2 separate regions of the Mus musculus genome follow, and region 1 is linked to region 2. The links are chromatin loops, found by intact Hi-C in ENCODE. Cell type or tissue: left cerebral cortex. All regions are shown on one strand. Links, peaks and the distances in the headings refer to the core of each region. The heading gives the core; the rest is flanking DNA.

Evidence for each region. A loop is a pair of places that touch in the nucleus more often than their neighbours do. Peaks named below come from ENCODE experiments on the same cell type or tissue, not always from the same donor. Only the 100,000 strongest peaks of a DNase experiment are listed, where the experiment ranks them.
Region 1: it touches region 2 in a loop (5-fold over the local background); 2 of 42 quality-filtered maps call a loop at or near these places.

Annotation. Positions count from the first base shown.
Region 1 is chr2:96,847,809-96,858,442 of GRCm38, reverse strand. All of the region lies in intron 3 of Lrrc4c (leucine rich repeat containing 4C), which reads right to left. Among named protein-coding and RNA genes, the nearest start is that of Gm22313, 380 kb to the left of the region's middle. In left cerebral cortex, for the core only: no CTCF peak of the experiment used is centred there; DNase peaks (open chromatin) are centred at 3,966, 4,476, 4,782, 5,078 and 1 more place; H3K27ac peaks cover 1,497 bases.
Region 2 is chr2:96,708,814-96,719,447 of GRCm38, reverse strand. The region is part of intron 2 of Lrrc4c (leucine rich repeat containing 4C); the gene reads right to left. Among named protein-coding and RNA genes, the nearest start is that of Lrrc4c, 400 kb to the right of the region's middle. In left cerebral cortex, for the core only: no CTCF peak of the experiment used is centred there; DNase peaks (open chromatin) are centred at 1,886, 4,653 and 4,885; H3K27ac peaks cover 4,734 bases.

The DNA.
Region 1 (10,634 bases), core at 1,223-9,222, 140 kb before region 2:
TTGGAAATGTAATTGAGGAAAACACGTAATAAAAAAGAAACAAGAAAAAAAAAAGTAAATAAACCTAAGTATCAAATATATAAACTTTTTTTCTAACCAGATTTGGTTTCCGAAGGGCCCACAATTTTAAATTGCTTTTTCATTTTAATGCTTTCCACATTCTTTAAAGTAAGACAATATATATGAAAGAACACATTCCCTACATTTTATATAAAATGCTTGATTTATGGTTGTCAAAGCAAAATTATGTTTAATTTGTTATCACAAGGATCTTATGATCCAGTTACTGTTAGTTTTGTCTGTCTTTCAGATATGAAAATGCTCATTCATATATTCTACAAAGATAAAAGATGCCTGACAGGTTTGTTATAAACAGGAAAAAATGTGTGTCTAGTGAATTAGAAGTCTCCCATTTCATAGAATCAGTAGAAAGACAGATACATAACGCACAATGATGTGTATACAAATTTTTAAATCAAGTCAACACAAGCTATTTTTATTTATTTTTCTTATGTTTTATTTGCTTTTACATGTAGATAAAAGTGAAATTCTAATCACTAGCCAAATTTGGATACATACCTAATTTAATTACTTAAAACAAATTGTATCATTTCTATAAATGCTACTCGCTTATAAATTAGCTCTGAGTAGCCTCAGAAACTTTGAAGGGTCCTGTCTTCTAAGCCGGACTTGTCAGTTCTGTGGTCTGTATCTGAAATTCCCATCTTATTTCTCTTGGTGCTTTTTGAAAAAGCAAACTGCTCCTTTGGTCCATCTGATCTTACTAAAAAGAGAAAAGGCATAAAGTATCCCAAGAAGGTTTGTCCTAACAAGATTTCAGACCTAGTTCCAGCCACCAAGGCAGTTGGAATAAGCCCCAGATATACAGTTCATTCCCACGACTCTTTCATCCAACTCCAACCTGGGAACCCTCTATGATTCTTTCCCCTCTATTCACTTCACAGCATCAGACCCATCACTAATCGTAATACAGGATTTTGCTTAGAAGTTTGATCAGCTTTAAAGTTTGCTTCAGCTCAGCATAGACCATACACTTAGCTCTATAGGATGACAGGATAAAGGGATTCTTTACCCTGCAGATTCTAGGAATTAATTGATCCAACTATAAATAACCATTCTGAGCAGAAAGCATACACTCAGGACATTACCTTGAAGTATATTATTTCAAGACTGACTTGAGCTCTGTGTGGTGGGGAAAAGTCAAGTTTTTGTTTGTTTGTTTGTTTTGTGATTAATTAAAATTTGCATGTCATTTGAATATCTAAATTTTGTAGTTTAATATTTATTTCTAAAAGATAATTTAATGAGAATACAACAAATTATATGCAGTTGTGTCTCAACAAACAATTAGAAGCAATTAATATTTTAAGTACTTTATTTTACAACAGATGGAATATAAAGAGAATAGAAGCTAGAAATTCTCACTGCATTATTTTTATTGCTTATACAAATAAATATATGTATATCTAGATTATACATATTAGATATAAGTAGAATTAGTTAATAAGTTATGACATGAAAATACAGTTTTAAATTATGAAGGGGATAAGAAATAGCATGTTTAAAGTGGTGTATTCATTCACATAGTCTCTCTCTCAGGTATGGAGTTCTGTTAAAAAAGGGTGACCTGCCTTTGTCATATCATCTGATGTTACTATAATCGTAGAAGTGAGTCAGAGACAACTAATTAAAAATAGAAATTATTCAGAGGAGAATGAATGATTAGGAAACCTATAAACAGTAAAGGGAGTTTATATGGAAGAGAAAACATCAGTAACATGCCAGAAGTTGAGAGGATATTTCTAATATGGACAATTTCTAGCACTAATTTCTAGCACACACGTTTATTATGACAGCAGAATCTGTTGACAGTATCTGCAGTCCAGACAAGCAAATGCATATGCAATTTTACTTTAGCATTTTTGCATTTACCCATTTCCCAAAGGAGTACATTAATTATATTTAAACTTGAATTTTATATTAGAAATGAAAGCTATAATGCACTGTATTATGAGAAAAGGGTTGGATGCTCTGAAGCAAGCATAATGTATGTATTTTTACTTCTCTGTATATTAAAAGATAGAGAAAACAAGAACTTAACAAGCAGGTGTGATGGAATTTTTTTCTAGAATTCAGAAACCTAGGAACAATACTAACAGACGTTAGTAGACTGAAGGAATAAGTAAGTCAGAAAGATTCTAAGCACAGGTGAGTACCTAATGACAGAATCATAAATGAGAGCAAATGAGAACAATCAACATAATGATTCAGTGACTACACAGGAAATATCCAACTTTCTCATCAGAGAGAAGTAAACTATATATACTGCATAAAACTGTCCAAACTAAGACTTTACTTCCAGATTTATAAAATCAATTTTTTTATCCAAAAGGAATAAAATGTTTTTTACCCTGCTTAAGTTATATGATTAAAATGGCATTCAAAATAAATCAAAAACATTTATAGAATTGTTATAACAGTAGCTCTCAAAATTTTAGACAGTTTTTATTATTTAATTTAAAATTTTTATTAAATATTTCATAAACTTACAAAGTACAGCTGTACACACAAATTTGTTTCTATGAAATATTCATCACTTAGGAATTGAGATTTTTGTGAATATTTTTAAATTCAGGCTGGTAAAGACTGTTAAAATTGTATCACTCTCAATACACTCTGATCTCATACTAAATCTTAAAGGGCTCTGAATTCATTCTTTAATCAAAGTAGAAAGAAAGATTGAAAGATAGAACTTTAGAGAGGGGGTAAAGAAAGGAGGAGAGAGAGAGAGAGAGAGGAGGAAGGGTTGGGAAGAAAAGAAAAAGGGAACAGATTAAGGCTAGGAGTTGTAGGTAGACTCTGATCCTGGAGCGGTTAATGAATGATAGACACCTGAGTTGTATTATGTAGACTTTGACTTGCACTGAAAATTGGCAAGGTACCATTTATTAGTGGGTTTCAAGTAGGCATAAATATTTAAGATATGAAATTAATATTTTAACAGCATCCTGAATTATTTGATTAAAAAATGTTCAACTGACTTATGTGGTTCCAATTTTAATGGATTTTTTTCATAGTAATTAGTGCCTCCAGGTAAATGATAAACATCTGAACCTCAGACATGCCATTGCTAAAATTAGGCACATGGAACCTTCAGAAGATTCCAGAACAGCTGGTACATTCCATTCCTTTAAGGACATAGATGGACGATAAAATATCTTTGTAAAAATTTTCTGAGGAAGAATATTATAGAGTTCTATTAAGAATGTGTAGGTGGAGCTGAATATGGTGGCTTATGTTCTCAATCCCAGTGCTCTGGAGGCAGAGGCAGGAAGATCTCTGTCAATTCAAGGCAGCCTGGTCTACAAATAGAGTTCCAAGACATCCAGGGCTGTTACACAGAAACACCCAAAAGATTTTTAAAAATTTAAAAAATGAAAAGATTGAGGAGGTGACCATTAAAACACTTTTTGAAGAGGCCATTGGAATTATTGTTCCCTATGGAGTTTGAGAAGACACATATGGAAATGAAAGATGCACAATCAATTTTTCCTTTCATTGGCTTCATGATGGCATCACACCTGCTGTATTTCCTGCTGTGAATGTGGCCCACAATGGAATAACAGTTGCAGTTCTGTATGACTCATGAACCCTTGATGTTCCTCTTCATGACATCTAAAAGCAAAGGAAGTCATGTCTCTAGAGGTTATAGCATGAAGATGTTTGCCAAACTATTTCTTAAGCAAGAAACTTTGGTCTTGTTTAGTCATGAAATTTTGATCTATTTTTTAAACAGCTACCATGACTCTAATTCAGGCCCTTTATGATTACCATAGACAAAATTGTTCTCTTCCGAACATAGACTTGTGCTCTTTATAAAACTGACTTAATGAAGCATATTTCTGAGTAGCAGAGCTATATGTGATAAAGGCAAAAGAAGCCTATGTGGTGATTGCACACATAGCAGATTTCTAGAGAGGCTCGAGTGATTAATTAGTGAAGTCCTATTCTTAGTCACATGCTACTCTCTAGGGGGAAAATGGAAGCAACATTTGGGATGGGAGCGATTAGTGGATCAAAGACTGACATCTGCTTGTCACAGCACTAATAGTTGGTTTAATATGGTTTCTTGACTTTCCAAGTAAGATGCCTTTCATCTTGTAATTAAGAATAAGTGTATATGAGAGAATGTTTAAGAATGTGTGAACATTCAGTATGAAACAAAATATTTCTACACACTGGCATTTATTAATACTTTATACCTTAATTAGTTATCAAGATTGTGGGGCTGAGAGTTTAGCTGAGTGGCATAGTATGCTTGCTTAACATGCCACAAGCTCTAAGTCTGATCTGTCCATGAGATAGAGAAGGGATTGGAGAGTAAAGAAGAGAGGAGAGGGGAGGGAGATAATGTGAATCAGGAAGGGTTCTGTCACTTTTTTTAATCCTGTAAAAATATGTAGAGATGTGGGCGGCATGACATTTGAAGGCTTTATAGACTTCTCCTGTGAAGCCATGTGGGTTGTTGCTTTATGATTTTGATAATACTTCCTTTTATATCTGTTTTTTAATTGTCTCTACACAAAACATATTCTCAAAGAATTGAAATATAGTTAAAATTCTGAAAAATATTGTTTAAACTTTACTGTTCATAGAAAAAAGTCTCATGACATATGCAGATTTGGGAAATATTACAAAATTGCACCAATGATAAGGGAACATATGGCCATTGGATGTGTTTAACTGAGGTGTGAAACTAGACACTACTGTGCATCCTATAACACACTGGGATTCCAGAGATTAAACGAACCAAGAGGCAAGTAGTGACAAAGAAGGGACAACATGCAGACTGTATGTTGACAAAGATAAACATGCACTCTCACTCTTCATCCAACATAGATATTAAAGGATGATATTTCTAATCAGCCTTGAAGGTCAAACAATAATGTTTCAAAACACTGAATTTAAAGTTATTCTATAACCTTATATAATGTGTCCAAGATATTTTGTTAGAGGCAAACACTCTCTAGCAGTGTTTTTGAATTTGAAAATTTACAACCCAGAGTTTACAAAGTGAACACTCTCCGTTACTCCTCCATACAGTAAGGAGTAAGAAAGAGAGTCTTATACTTTGTGGTAAGAAGATGTGATTGAAGAGCAAGAAGAGATCACAAGAACCAAAACAAGGCTGACTTTGAAATTTCACTGCAGAGTGAATCCTTCATAGTCATATGAGTTGCTAAAACAGTCTGCCACCTTTTGACTAAAGACTCAATTTCCTTTTTCTGGGGTAGAAAATGAGCTCAATCTCTTATTACAAAATATGCAAGTATGTTATTTGTTTAAAAGATATATATATATATATATTTAATTTTGAGTGAAGTCCATTGTGAGGATTGTTAGTTTTAAGTTTTTAGAGGAGGGGAACAGAAAGCTTTTGGCAATCAATTATCATTTCTTTGCTGGAACAATGATATCTAATTTGTCAAATTCACTTTCACTAAGTGTGGCCAAGCTTCTATAACTGAGTAAATTTGGAGAGGGAGATAGCTCATGGAAAACTTGTCATTATGCTTTATAATATCATTGAAAAGCAAATAAAACATTGTTTCTGAGGTCAAAGGTCAAACACCTTAGCTAAACTGTTTATTCAAAAGGAAATTTTGATTTAATTCATAATATAATTTATGAAATACAATACATAGTATAATATAACATTTCCAGTAAATGTAATGATGTATAAGAAAAATTATGTTTTCTGTCTTCTTCATCTCAATGAATGCATAGTGAAATTTATATACACAAAACACATTACCAGACATGTATACATAATATTTACAGTCTAAATATATGGGTTGCATTTGCATTTATGCATGCTTGTGCTCTCTATGTATATATTATTTGCATGAAGAGAGAAACGTATAGTATAAAGACCAGTAGCGTTTGTTTATAAGAAGCTTATTATCTGCTACATATATTAAAATCTTTTGCAAAGCTGAATAGCACAGAGACTAAGTAGAGCTGAAAAAATATTATGAAACAGTAACTAAGGGAGTATATAATTGAAAACAGAATTGATGGAGTGAAAATAAACTCTTTTGTCTCCTTTTGGGACCCTTTCCTCTTGGGTCAATTCAAGGGGAGGTGCCTAGACTTACTGTAATTTGAAATGCCATAGGTGTTTGATATCTATGGGAAATATTCTATTTTATGCAAAGAAACAAAGGGAGGAGGAATTGATATGAAAACTGGTCAAGATGGAAAGAAAAAAAAGAAGAAAGAAGGAACAGATATATATATATATATATATATATATATATCTTATCTGATATGGGCCCCTCAACACATATACAGTAAAGGACTGTCTGGTCTGGCTTCAGTGAGATAGTGAGATAAGACACAGGCAACCCTTCAGAGACTTGAGACCCCAGGTCTGGTGGGGTAGGGGAGTTGGAGACATACTCTTGGAGATAGGGGCAAGAAAAAATGAATGAGGAACAGAGGGCAGACAAGGAGGAAAATAACTACTGGACTGTAAAAAGATTAAAAAATAATATGAATCAATCAATAAATAAATATTGAATCTTACTTGAAATAATTAAGGATTAGTACATATTTAAAATAAACATTGATGGTATGGTGGTGGTAGTGGTGGTGTTCTTTCTCTAACTGTCTTTCTGTCTCTGTCTCTCTAGTCTTTGTCTGTCTCTGTCTGTGTGTCTGTGTGTGTGTGTGTTTATGTGTGTGTGCACGTGTGTTTCTGTGTGTGTTTCTGTGTGTGTGAGTGTGCACACACATGCACAACTGTGCAATATTAAGAGAAGAATTTGTTTCCAGTCAAATAGCAACAACTTTTAACCTATTCAACTTGTTATCATTCCGATTTAAATGAAACCTCCAGAGACAGAGATGGGCATCTTTCCCTAAATATGCAGCTCTCAACAGTTGTGATTCAATGTTCTTTTAAAAATAAAATAACTCAGACAGGCATGGCAGAACTATGGAGCTAGTCTTTCAGGCAATTGATTGGTTGGGGAGTGGTAGATGGAACCTTTCACTATCTAATCTGCCATACAAAAATCATGCAGAGATTATGCTGTCAGAAGTTTCCCTTTAAAAAAAAAAAAACAACCTTTTTAAATTCAAGGAGGAAAATGGGGCAACCACTCTTGAAGAGACTGTCAAAATCATTTAGAAATCAAAAGATCCTACTGGAGTTTGCAGTTTCTTTAATATGTGCAGCAACTCTCTTCCTCTTAACTTAATAAGGGGTTGCGTATCCGTACAATTAAAAATAATTGCCTACTGTAAAAACTGCATTGTGATTATAGAAACATGGGGCAGAATTTATTGACGACAAGACAAAAACATCATCCGCTGAACACCCTGGAACATTGCAGCCTGTAAAACATAATTGTAGCTTCCTGCAGCGTTGGCTTTCTCTTAGTCTCCTTTCATATTCCCAGTAAAAGTAAACTGATGTCTTGATGGATCTGGAAAGGTGCCATGATTTGGCTTTAAGTGTGTTTAAATTCATGAATATATCAATGTTGCTCTTTCTGAGTCACTTAAAAGATGAAAGTGTATTCTTTTCGCTGCCTCTAAATAACCCTTACCTTAAAATCAAAAATAAAAACAACAAACCAACTAAGAAAACTTTGCTAACTATCCCCTCGCTAAACGATTCCCATTCATCAGGTAAATTATTTGTGCAGGTAGTTGCAATTGGTGTAGATAGGCTATTATATGAGATATAATTTATACTTTTTCCATCATCAAACGTAAACCTTCAATTAAAAGACATAGCTCCAGAGTGAGTACAGCATTATTTTGAGTCATGGCTATTAAAATTTAACTAATATATTGGATGTTCTTTCTCAGTTTTTCGATAAATATTTATAAATTGTACTTTTTAAAATAAAACAATGATAATGAAAGAGAAATTACGAATAAGCCAGGCTTTGTGTTTAAAATAAAAAAAAAAAAAACTTGGAAACATATTTATTTATTTATTTATTTATTTATTTATTTATTTATTTAACTTATTCACTTTACATCCTGTTCACCATCTTACCCCCCCAGTATCCCCCCTACCCTGTCACATCAAGGCTCTGGGAGGTTAGATGTTTCCCAAAACAAGCAGCGCAGCTAGAACATATCCACATACAGTCAACAGCTTTGGGGATAGTCCCTATTCCAGTTACTCAAGATCCATATGAAGACCAATCTGCACATCTGCTACATAAATGTAGAGAAGCCTAGGTAAAGCCCATGTATATTCTTTGGTTGGTGGTTCAGACTCCGAGAACCCCAATTGTCCATATTAATTGACTCTGTTGATCTTCCTGTGGGGTTCCTACCCCCTTCAGGGCCACAATCATATTCACAAGTGCCTGAAAAGAAAGCTACTCAGATATACACGGTTTTGTGATGAAACTTAGCCAAAAATGACCATTCAGTAAACAACAGCTTTGCACTGGGGGAGAGCATAAAACACGATATCTGTAGCTTGCAATTCACTCACATGACCTGATCAACAGTATTTGTTGGAGAAACATCCAAGATGTCTGTGAAATTCAATTATTTATATATTTTCAAACACTGAGCTAAAAGATTGTGGGTGAGTAGTAGCTATATTTTCTGAAGAATTTTCATTTGGAAAATTAAGTAATAGATAATAATTTTTGTGGGCATTCTTCTAAAGGAAACAATTAATTCCTATATGAACATTGCTTAGGGGCCTATCAAACTTGCTGGCCAGTAGTAGCACTTTAAACCATTCAAATGAGGGTGTGGAAATGCATATAAATGAGACACTGATTTGGGTTTAATTTATTCATTTTCTAAATAATATGCAAATTTGTGTAAACCTAGATTTTTAAAATAAGATTTACAAGCTGTAAACTCTGCAATCTGACAATTTACATGTTAATGTGGCAATTCAATTCAGCAAACATTTACTGAACTTCTAGCAAAATACTCTGCAGGGTATTTTGGACGCATTATCCACGCCATTTAGGAAGCATGCAACTAGGAGAGATAGGCCAAAGAGAGAACACTTTAGTCCCTGATCTTACATCTATCATAACAGTTTGTATACAGAGATGTCACAAATGGGGTAATAAACACTTCAAAAGTGTCTTTTCTTTATATAGAATTTACATTTAGTGTGGCATTCCTATAACATCTAATAAATATTTCTAAAGCTATAGGAGACAGAGCTAGAAATCAACATCTTCCTTTCTGAACTGCTTAAATGAGTTCATGTTATCTACTCTGGATACAGGATCTACTTTCATATTAGTCTTTCACATAGTATTAAATTTGTTTCATGCTTTGGAATACGGATTTAATTATCGGTTGGTAAACTAGCTTTATTCTACTAACTTTAATTCAATATACTTCAGCAGATAATATTTGAAGTCAACATATGAAGACATCCATTCATAGAAACATAATACAGTACATGGAAGCGTATAGAAATCTTATTTGTTAGGGTTACTATCACTATGCTCAAACACCATGACCAGAAGTAATAATCCTACTTACAGCCTAACCTTATTGAGGCATTTTCTCAATGTGGCTCCCTCTTCTCTGATGACTCTAGCTTGTGTCAAGCTGACATGGGAGAAAGTCAAACTCAAAAGAGGAAGGCTATTTAAAAGCAAAACAAGCAAATACCAAACAAAATAACCCAAAAGATAGCAGCTAAACTGTAGGACAATGAACATTTTCTAACAATGACATCCACTCATTTGACAGGTGTATTTATGGAAATAGTGAATATAGTGCAGAACGTTAAAAAGTAACGACATGAATAGCCGTGCAGTTCTTTTTTGTATGAGTTACTCTTCTGTGCCTTGCCTCTATTTGTAAAGGTGGCAGAAGAAAAGACAAAATAGGGTTCACATCTGACATCTGGTGAGCGTTCCTTGTAGTCTCTTTATGTGGGGTAGTTAACTCAATTCTCAGACGAATTTGTGTAGCAAGATGTTCTGTCTGAACCTAAATCTGTGAGTATTCTAGGAGATAGAAGATATTATTGGATCTAACAAATAGATATTAAACATCTCCTTATGTAGTGTATTACCCAAGACACATAATAAAATTAACTGCTGAAAACAAGCAGAGGAAGAAAAAAACAGGAACAAAAATGAGATCATGTAATGTAATAAAATATAGCTTTGATGATATTTGGGAGTGTAGTCTAAAAACACATACTGTCATGATGTTAACCAAATACATATATATATATATATATATATATATATATATATATATATATATATATGGTTACATATGTGTGTGTGCTGTGTATGTTGTGTATGTGTGTATATAGAGAAACATGTCTTTAAGATTTCTAATTAGTCTTAATATAGAGAAATTGGTGGAGGGTCTATTTGTAGAATTGTATTTGTGTTATATGAATAGGGGCATGAAATACATATATCAAATATCTATTAAACAACTTTATAAAATTTCATTAGGCAAGATGCAGTTATGCCATTTTGTATAAGGAAAACAAATAGAGCATTACATTTTCCAATAAGAAACTGCATAGCACAAGGATTAATTCATCGACTTGGGAAAATAAAACTGCACACATTTAATTA
Region 2 (10,634 bases), core at 914-8,913:
GCTTCTCCCCCATGATGGACTCTTATCCATCTGGAACAAGAAACCGAGAGAAACCCTTCTTCTGGGTTGCTTTTGGTCAAGTGTTTGTTGTTGCTGTTGTTGCTATTTTTGCTTTTGCCCCAACAACAGAAATGTAACAAATACAGACACATAATAAGCAAGCTTTACTGGAATCTGTATGGATTTCACAAGTTCTAATTATAGAAATATGCATACATATAAATTTATAAAGATTTTACTTGTAGCCATAAATTAGTCAAAGTTTTATTGACTTAATTCATTGTTGTCCTTTGAAGAGCAGTCTGCATGAGAATTGTTGACAGAAATGAACATTATATTGTGGGAACTGTCTGGACAGTGTAACCTCTGATTAGAATTTGGGGCATTCATATGGGCAAAAGAAAAGCTTTACATTAAGGAAAATAATCAGCTTCATTCGGAAGTTCCCAATCTGAAACTAAAATGCCAAACATAGTTTTCCTTAAAACAGTCCCAATTTAAGCAAAAAAATGTCATTTTAGAAATTCAAAAGGTCTGAAATTGACTCAACTCTATAGGAGGCATTCCATCTGACTAAGTAAGTATGAATCTTCTTTGATATTTCATGCCCTTGAATGTACACTGAAGTTCTAAGGAGCTAATGTGTCTTATATCTTTTTTTAAAATTATAATTTAATTACATCATTTCTCCTTTCGTTTATTCCCCCCAAACCTCCCATATTCCCCTCTTGCTTTCTTACAAATTCATGGTCTGCCTTTTCATATCCTTAAAGCACTGCTTTACTTTTTAAACTTTTAAATTGTGTGTTCTCTGTAAGAGTGTATCATGATGAAGTAGAATTAAATGCCACTTTAGATTTTACAAGGCATTATCACTTTATTATACCATTTAGAAATTACAGCAATCCCAAATCATATATACATATGCACGTACATACACATGCACGCAAACTTGTACACTCCCCTACTCATACAATTCCAAATTTATTTATACATTCAAATATTCTCATATCCCCACTTACATATTTACACTCAGAATCCAAGTGTGATAAGAAGCATACCCTCAGACTCACACACTTTTCTCTACCTCTACATTTAAATACACATATCCACATAGTTATAACTCCCAGAACACCATATATTAACATATATGTAAGCTTCCAGATTTTATATGCATTTGATTTCCCAGTCTTTAACATTTACATCATGTTGATGAATAATTTAACCAATAAAAATATGATAAAAAAAACTGTGTCAGATGAGATGGCTTAGGGGGTATTTGCTGCAAAAACCCAGTGACCTGAGTTCCACCCCAGGAACTCATAGGAGAGGGGGGGGAGACTAATCTTCCCAGGTTGTCATCTCACGTCTAGATGCATGCTGTGGCATGGGCACCTCACCAAAACAGAATAATAATATTAAAGATAAAAGGAAAATGAACAATACAGTTATTTACTTAGATTGCCTAACACAACGGCCTAAATGAAAGACGATACGTAGCTATACTCTCTTCACTTAATGTGTCGCTACTGGAAGGTCTTGGGCTTTTTCTTTGCTTTGTCTTGAATTTTCCTCTATGATACAGAATGGGGTCCTTGCTCCAGGACGGAAGCACATCTGCTGTGTTCCTGAAATGCCCAGAATGTAGTTATCATGTGCTTCTGAATGGTTGCAAAGGCATTTTATGGGAATAAAACGCAGGTGCAGCACCCCTGGATTTACTCAAAGGTCCATTTGTCATATGATCAGAATAATCAGTGAGTCTTAAGCTCTGTGCCTCCTCAGTTAACTATGCTCCGACACAAAACAAGATCTTCCCTAATTTACAATTTTAAGTTTTTTCACTTAAAAGTCAGAGCAAAAATGAGCCACATGGAGAGAGCATAAGGAATGTAGGTGGGAAGATTAAAATTGAAACATAATTCACTGTCTAATGCACATTTCCTTGCCACAGCTCTGGTCTCTCCACCTCCCCAAAGCTCCTTTTTATACCATTTTCTCTCTAATATTTTTCTATGGCTCACCCACATTATTTTTCCTCTTAAATCTCCAGAGAGCTCTGTAATGAAATATCCAGTTTGCTAATGGGCAGTAGAATCTTAGTTGGAGTATCTTACTGACCCATATTTCCCATTTTAATTTGTGTCTATCACAGAGATGCTTGTTTTTCTTTAGATAAATGTTTCTGCCCTGTGTGAAGGAATGAATTTAGAAATACACAATTCATCAGAAATCATGGGCCATGGGAAGATAAGAAGTAAGTGAACAGCTGTCCTTTAGTTCTTAACACATGGAAAGACATCACCTGGTTCTAATCAGCACAGACAGTAGTTGTGAAACAGGAGATGAAAAGAGGTCCTAGCTTGTCCCTTACTGTGCTCAAGATCAGCAGCCATCGGATTTTCACTTCTTGGCTCTATAAAATGCTTATAGAAACTTTATAAAATTGTGTACAATTGATCTCTTTTGGAATAAAAAGACTATGTGAATCAGAATAGTTAACCTAATGAGGTGGATCCTTTCTTTCTCCTAGTCCGTAAGTGCCTGGAAGAGCATTAGGATTACACAGTTCATTCTGATTATACATAATTGCTCGGGATTGCATTAGCATAATGCAGCTCATTCCACCTAGGAATATCATAGGAAGGAATGTGAAAAGAGTCTTAGTTCATTCTTGCCTTCACACATGACCATTGTGTATAGAAAGAAGAGACGATTGAGTTGTGAAGAGAACTTCTTGTCCTCTGCTCAAAAAATGCTGTAGTTAGTGTTGTCTGTTTTGGAAGATAGTAAATATTTCTGCTATTCTTCAGACTTACTAAGTGAGGAAGCTGGAATTATTTTTTCCTTCCACCGAGTTTTAAAAATGGACCATAATACAGTACCTTTTATATCCATCTTGCTGTGGGTCAGACTATGTGGCTTTGTGCATTATTTACTAAACTTTGAGGAAACACTCCTATTCTTATGTCCTTTGTGCAGATGGAGGGAGTGAGAATAAAGACATGTAGCTGTAAACTACAACAACTTTCTGACAGTACAATATCATCATTAATGTTTCTGCATTACTGAGATCACATGGGGTATCCCTGCCTGTTAATCAAATGCAGTACCTAGGAATATATTCTATCCTTCTCTGCCCCCTCTTCCTATCCCACCTCACCACATAGGACCTGAGAAAGTCATTAAGGCTAGCCTAGAATTCATACTGTAACACAAGACAACCATTGAATTCATGATCCTTCTTTATCAACCTTGCAAATAGCTGGGATTACAAGCCTACAAGAACAAAGTAAAATATAGTGTTGAAATATTTGTTTATGACTAAGATATGAAGCAAAAATCACACAGGCATTCAATATGCATTTTAATAAAGAAATGAAAAGATCAGTTAGTTCATTAAGAGTTAAGAAGAATCCATGTCACTTTGTGTGTTTGTCACTGGGAAATCAGGATTCCAGGGAAAAGATATTAAATCTCCTCTAGATGGATGAACCTTCATCAAGAGGTCAATTGACTTTAGTAGTGTAGGACTCTTTGGTGATAAAATATATACATCAAAGATTTCCTTAAGGTTGGTAGTGCATGATTCGTCATGGAGGTAAATGCTATGACACTGAATCAGCAGATTCTTTCTCAAATGTCTGTTGTTTGTTTTGACTTCTTCCTTAACTCCATATTTGTAAGCAATAGTCATGTCTTCTCGGTTAGAACCAATCTAGGACTTCCTGAGGTTGCCACAGCGGAAACCAATATTTTAACTGTCATCAGGGTCAGAGAACTTCAAATGAAAACGGCGAGAACTCAAAAATAAGCCACGTAAAACACATACATAATACTGCTAAAGGTCCTGGTACTGGCCATAGAACCTTGAAAAAGAGATTAACAAATAAGTATTACTGGAACAAAAACTTACATAGAATGCATTGATACAATAGCCCGAAAGAAAAGAAGGAAATATTTATTTATTCACCTGTAAATTTTACATTATGTACCATGGGGATGAGGACACATCAGCACAAGTTTCTTGCAATATCATTATCACTGTTTAGACAGAAAATGATACAGTATTTTCTGACCAGCACTATGTAATTCACAAGGCTAGAGACCTGTCTTTCTTCTTCTTCCAAATACTGAGCCTTTCTGTAGCTCATTAACATTTATTTCTCTAGAGCTTTTGCTTAAAACATCCTTTCATACATTTCAAGAAGTAATTCTTGAAAATTATTGCTCATTTGATATTTTCCCCATTGTTGCTTATTTATTGGTCAGGACTGTACACCAACTTTATTTATTCTCATTACCCTTATCATGTGACAAAGGTTGGTCCCCTATGTTACTCACATAGTTTAGCACTTTAAGACATCTTGTAAATTTTCCTTTCAACTTCATTCAGTTGGAAGAGGGAATCAAGACACCTTCACTGGTTAAATAAAAAGCTTGTGTCCTGTAATTCGAGGTTGGCATCACAAGACATTCACCCACCCTTTCCGTTCACTTCCTGTTTTATATCTCCAAGCTGTTTCACTCCTAGGGGAATATTTATAACCTCCTGGCATTTTAAAGCAAGCTAGTGGAAAGATAATTACTTCTCAGCATTTGCTACTGAATAGGAAGAGTCATCCAGACCATGGAGACAGAAGGATGAGTTGATGCTGGAGCCTTTCATCTGCCACTTCCAAATGTTCCTCTTTCTCCGGGCGCTCCCGCTGACTTCAAGTAAAGATGTGTGCTCGCTCAGAGTTGAGGAGATGAGAGAAGGCTGGTGCGAAGTTCACCTGATTCTGGTGGGAACAATCAGACATTCTAGTGGAGTGAAGGGCCTGAAAACTTTCCATCCAGCCTAGATTAGCCTTCTCTCGCTAAAAGAGAGACTCCACCTGCTGAGGGTGGTGACTTCCGTCTGGAAATATTTTCCTCACTCAGTGGGCAGTGTGCCTTTGAAAGGGTGACTCAAAGAGCACCCTGTGGGTGTCTTTTACCCCAGAGAGAAACGTAACCAACCAGATGGTACATTTCAAGTAGACTCTGAATCCACAGTTCTCATCTCAAGTAGTAGCCATTGCTCCTTAGACTGAAGAAATAAAGGAAGAAATAGACACAGGATTAGGGAACTGCTGGTGGCTTTTGGTTTTCACTCTAAAGAGGAAAGACCAGAAAGGCACTCAGTTGGATGAATAAAGGGCAGACACATCATATCTACTTTAAAAAAAAAAAAGATACATAAACTAGCCATGCTGTGTTAGCCTCTTTCCTTGGAAAAAAATATCAATGGTTGATTTGTGCTTATAATTCTAAAATTATTAATTCTCTATTATCTTTATGCCAGTACCCTAGTTAACATTATGTTCTATGTGCTGGGATACCTGCTCTTCATTGTGGTTTACCTCCTGGCTTCACTGACAAACAGGTAAGTATCATTGCCTGCATTTTTACATAGGAAAAGAGACTTGGTGGGACTATGTAACTTAAAAATCACAGCTAATAAGTAGAAGGACCATACATTATCCTTCATGACTCTAATTCTTGAGACCTGGGGTGAAAGTGAAATACAATACTCTGTGGAGACCATGTTCCAAGTCAACAGCTCTACTGATAATGGCATATGACTTGGGTTGAACAGAGGATTAAAGATGTCATTGTTATGATGTGATTTCAAGGGATAGAGAGATGGTTCCATGGGTAAGAGCCCACTGTCTTCTCCTTCAGAGGAACTGGATTCAATGCCCATCACCTTTATCATAGCTCACAACCCATAACTGCAACTACAGACAAACTTACACTGTTTTCTGACCTCCACGGATACCAAGTGTGCATGGAGTACAAAAATACCCACACACAGAAATAAAAAACAAATGCAATAAAAAAATGCTGTTTTTTTTCCCCAATGGCAGTATGAAAGAGAGTAAATAGAGTACCTATGTTTTAGAGCATTCAGTTTCATAGCAATTCTGTATATCCCAGGGTTATTACCATATATTATTTTGTTTTAACTAAGATTTAAATTGTATGTGTATACCAAGGTGTACCTTGGTATATTAGTGAATGGACACTGCCCCTGGAGTGATTCTAGCCAAGCAATCCACACCTGTACCCCAGTGTGCTGCTGCCCTGTGTTGGAAGCCACTGTGATCAGTACCGATTATGAAATGAAGAACTTGAAACATTTTCATCATGAAAAGTGGCTCTAGACACAAAGTCATTTACTTATCTTTACTAATGAACTCTAGAAGAAGTGTAGTAGTCTTACAGGGTGACAGTTTCTGGCTATAAAAGCAAACAAAATAAAACATCTTAATAAATAGTTTTCATTTGGAAGATACTACAGGGAGTATAAATCATAGTGATTGTGAATTAGGTAGTGTTTCTTTGTGTATAATACTAAAAGCAAAAGCAAGCAGAGAAACAAATTTAAAAGTAAGATTTGAGAGCTGCTCAGATGGCTCAGCAGGTTACAGTCCTTGCTGCTAAATCTAATGACCTGACTTGAGTCTGAGAGCTTACGTGGCAGAAGGAAAGAAATGACCCCATCAGGGTATTCTATAGCTTCTTGAAACACATGGGCTTGGTGCATGCATGCATATACATGCATACACAAATATGCGCGTGCACTTGCACGCACGCACACACACACACACACACACACACACACACACACTAGTGTGTGTGTGCATATAAAAAATTGAAAAGCACTTAACCAAAATTAAAAGCATTTAAAAAAATAATCACCAAGAAAGTGAAGAGGCAATATGCACAATGGACAAAAAAAACATCCTCAAATCAGATAATGTTGGTCTTATATTCAGAATATGCAAAGAACATTAATAGCTCAACAATAACTAAGGAATAACAGAAGTAAAACTTCTGAAAAAATGTGAATATCAGTTTGTCTGAGAATATAGGAATTGCCCAGTGAATAAATAGGATCTTTGATATAATTCATCTTCATATCCACGATAACATAAATAAATCAACCAATCAATTATCAATAGGAAGTATTCGTAAGAAAGTAAAACATTGCAATCACTTTGAAAATGAAATTTTCCATAAAAAGCTGATCATGGAATTGCCACGCCCACCAACAACTTCAATGCATAGTAATGAGGCTGACTCTATTTAAAAATAAATGTTAGTACAATGAGATAGGAATGGATCGATTCGCATTCTTCTACATGAAAACAACCAGTTGTGCCAGCACCATTTGTTGAAAATGCTGTCTTTCTTCCACTGGATGGTTTTAGCTCCCTTGTCGAAGATCAAGTGGCCATAGGTGTGTGGGTTAATTTCTGGGTCTTCAATTCTATTCCATTGGTCTACTTGTCTGTCACTATACCAGTACCACGCAGCTTTTATCACAATTGCTCTGTAGTAAAGCTTTAGGTCAGGGGTGGTGATTCCACCAGAGGTTCTTTTATCCTTGAGAAAAGTTTTTGCTATCCTAGGTTTTTTGTTATTCCAGATGAATTTGCAGATTGCTCTTTCTAATTCGTTGAAGAAGTGGATCAAGGAACTTCACATAAAGCCAGACACACTGAAACGTATAGAGGAGAAAGTGGGGAAAAGCCTCGAAGATATGGGCATAGGGGAAAAATTCCTGAATAGAACAGCAATGGCTTGTGCTGTAAGATCAAGAATAGACAAATAGGACCTCATGAAACTGCAAAGCTTCTGCAAGGCAAAAGATACTGTCAATAAGACAAAAAGGCCACCAACAGATTGGGAAAGTATCTTTACCTATCCTAAATCAGATAGGGGACTAATATCCAATATATATAAAGAACTGAAGAGGGTGGACTCCAGAAAATCAAATAACCCCATTAAAAAATGGGGCTCAGAATTGAACAAAGAATTCTCACCCGAGGAATACCGAATGGCAGAGAAGCACCTGAAAAAATGTTCAACATCCTTAATTATCAGGGAAATGCAAATGAAAACAACCCTGAGATTCCACCTCACACCAGTCAGAATGGTTAAGATCAAAAATTCAGGTGACAGCAGATGCTGGCGAGGATGTGGAGAAAGAGGAACACTCCACCACTGTTGGTGGGATTGCAAGCTTGTACAACCACTCTGGAAATCAGTCTGGCGGTTCCTTAGAAAATTGGACATAGTACTACCGGAGGATCCAGCAATGCCTCTTCTGGGCATATATCCAGAAGATGTCCCAACTGGTATGAAGGACACATGCTCCACTATGTTCATAGCAGCCTTATTTATAATAGCCAGAAGCTGGAAAGAACCCAGATGCCCCCTCAACAGAGGAATGGATACAGAAAATGTGGTACATTTACACAATGGAGTACTACTCAGCTATTAAAAAGAATGAATTTATGAAATTCCTAGGCAAATGGATGGACCTAGAGGGCATCATCCTGAGCAAGGTAACCCAATCACAAAGGAACTCATACAATATGTACTCACTGATAAGTGGATACTAGCCCAAAACTTAGTATACCCAAGATATAAGATACAATTTGCCAAATGCATGAAACTCTAGAAGAATGAAGACCAAAGTGTGGACACTGTGCCCCTTCTTAGAATTGGGAACAAAACACCCATGGAAGGAGTTACAGAGACAAAGTTTGGAGCTGAGACGAAAGGATAGACCATCTAGAGACTGCCATATCTGGGGATCCATCCCATAATCAGCTTCCAAACGCTGACACCATTGCACACGCTAGCAAGATTTTGCTGAAAGGACCCAGATATAGCTGTCTCCTGTGAGACTAGGCAGGGGCCTAGCAAACACATAAGTGGATGCTCACAGTCAACTATTGGATGGATCACAGGGCCCCCAATGGAGGAGCTAGAGAAAATATCCAAGGAGCTAAAGAGATCTGAAACCCTGTAGGTACAACAACATTATGAACTACCCAGTACTCCAGAGCTCTTGACTCTAGCTACATATGTATCAAAAGATGGCCTAGTCAGCCATCACTGGAAAGAGAGGCCCATGGGACACACAAACTTTATATGCCCCAGTACAGGGGAACGCCAGGGCCAAAAAAAAATGAGAATGGGTGGGTAGGGAAGTGGGGGGGGGAGGGTATGGGGGACTTTTGGGATAGCATTGGAAATGTCATTGAGGAAAATACGTAATAAATTTTAAAAAAAGAAAACAAGCAAACAAACAAAAAACAACAAAAAATAAATGTTTACTGATACTTTTAATTCTCATTCCAATCCTATGCTTTGTCCTCTCACCATTTACCTAATAGCTAGAGAGACTGATGGGAAAGATCCCCTAATTTGGTACAGTTGAAAGAATGTGTGGAGATCACTGCCCTGTATCCACCTACTGTTCACTGTAAGAATCCCTGTGGGTTTCTTTTTCTGTCTTTCTGAAGTCATTTAGACTGCTTATGAGAGAGACAAATGATGAAATAACCCTGTCATTGTTGGCTTTGAAATGCAAACTACATCTTTACTCAGACTCCACGTGTTCCTATAGCACATACCTGACTATGTGTCAAGAAAATCATAAAAAAAAGTTCATAGAAAGCAGATGTTCAGACATGAATATTTACACATGTATACACACATATACAAATGCTCATAGGTTTCCTTATTCATCCCAACTAGAAAGTGTGTGTGGTGGGGAGACACTCGTTAGCGATTAAACAAAATGTCCTGGAATCATGTGATGGTGCAGATCATCGGGCATGCATTGTCATGAAAAGTAGTGAATATCTGTTATTCTAGATATTCTTACACAAAATAGAAGAAACCACACCAAACCAGCTGGGACTTTCATGTTCCATTTGCTTGAAACTTCCATAACAGTGAAATCCATAGAGACACAAAGGAAGGCAATATTCTCACAGTAGAGAACAATGCAGAGAAATGACTGCATAGCCAATGTGTGGTGTTTGGGGGATTGGTGGATGAAATCCTGAGAATTAAAACCTTGTAAATGCATACTTAGACTTGTGGATTTTATTCAATTGCATCACATCTTTGTGAAAAATAATAAACAGATAAAATGAGTTAAATAATAGATCAATTTAACAGTTTTCAGCAATGTTTTGACAACCTCATGCCTTCTTCAAGAAATTCTGATTGGGTGTGTGTGTGTGTGTGTGTGTGTGTGTGTGTCCTCAAAATTGGGATTCACGTCCTTTCAATGGTTATCTGGAATGACTCTGAGTAAGCTGAATCCTTATCTATTTATACTTTTCAATGTTCTCATTAAAATGTCCTGTATTCCAGGAAAACAGGTTTACTTCCCACACACACTGTTGTTAACATTCTCTTCTTGTGTATATGTGTACATATATTTCATCTTCCTTTGCATTTTGCAGAAAATAAAATGTAGAGATAACGCCCCAGGTCTTCTCCATTGTTTTTCTTTCCTTTATCCTGACTATTGTACTAAATGGTCTGTCCCTCACAGAAAAGTTTACTTTAAACTCTGTGCTAAAGTGAATTTTGTTCTGATGTAACTTTACAATTTCATGATCAAAACTTTGGCAGCAAAATCTAAAAATCTTTTTTTCTTTTAAAGATCTACTTACAAAAAGCAAATTTACTCTTGGCAAGCCAAAGAAATGAACGAGTGAATGAATTTTAATTTGAGTAAATGAGCAAAATGTCTTGGGAGATCTGCAAAGGAAAATATTTGAAGTAGTATTTTC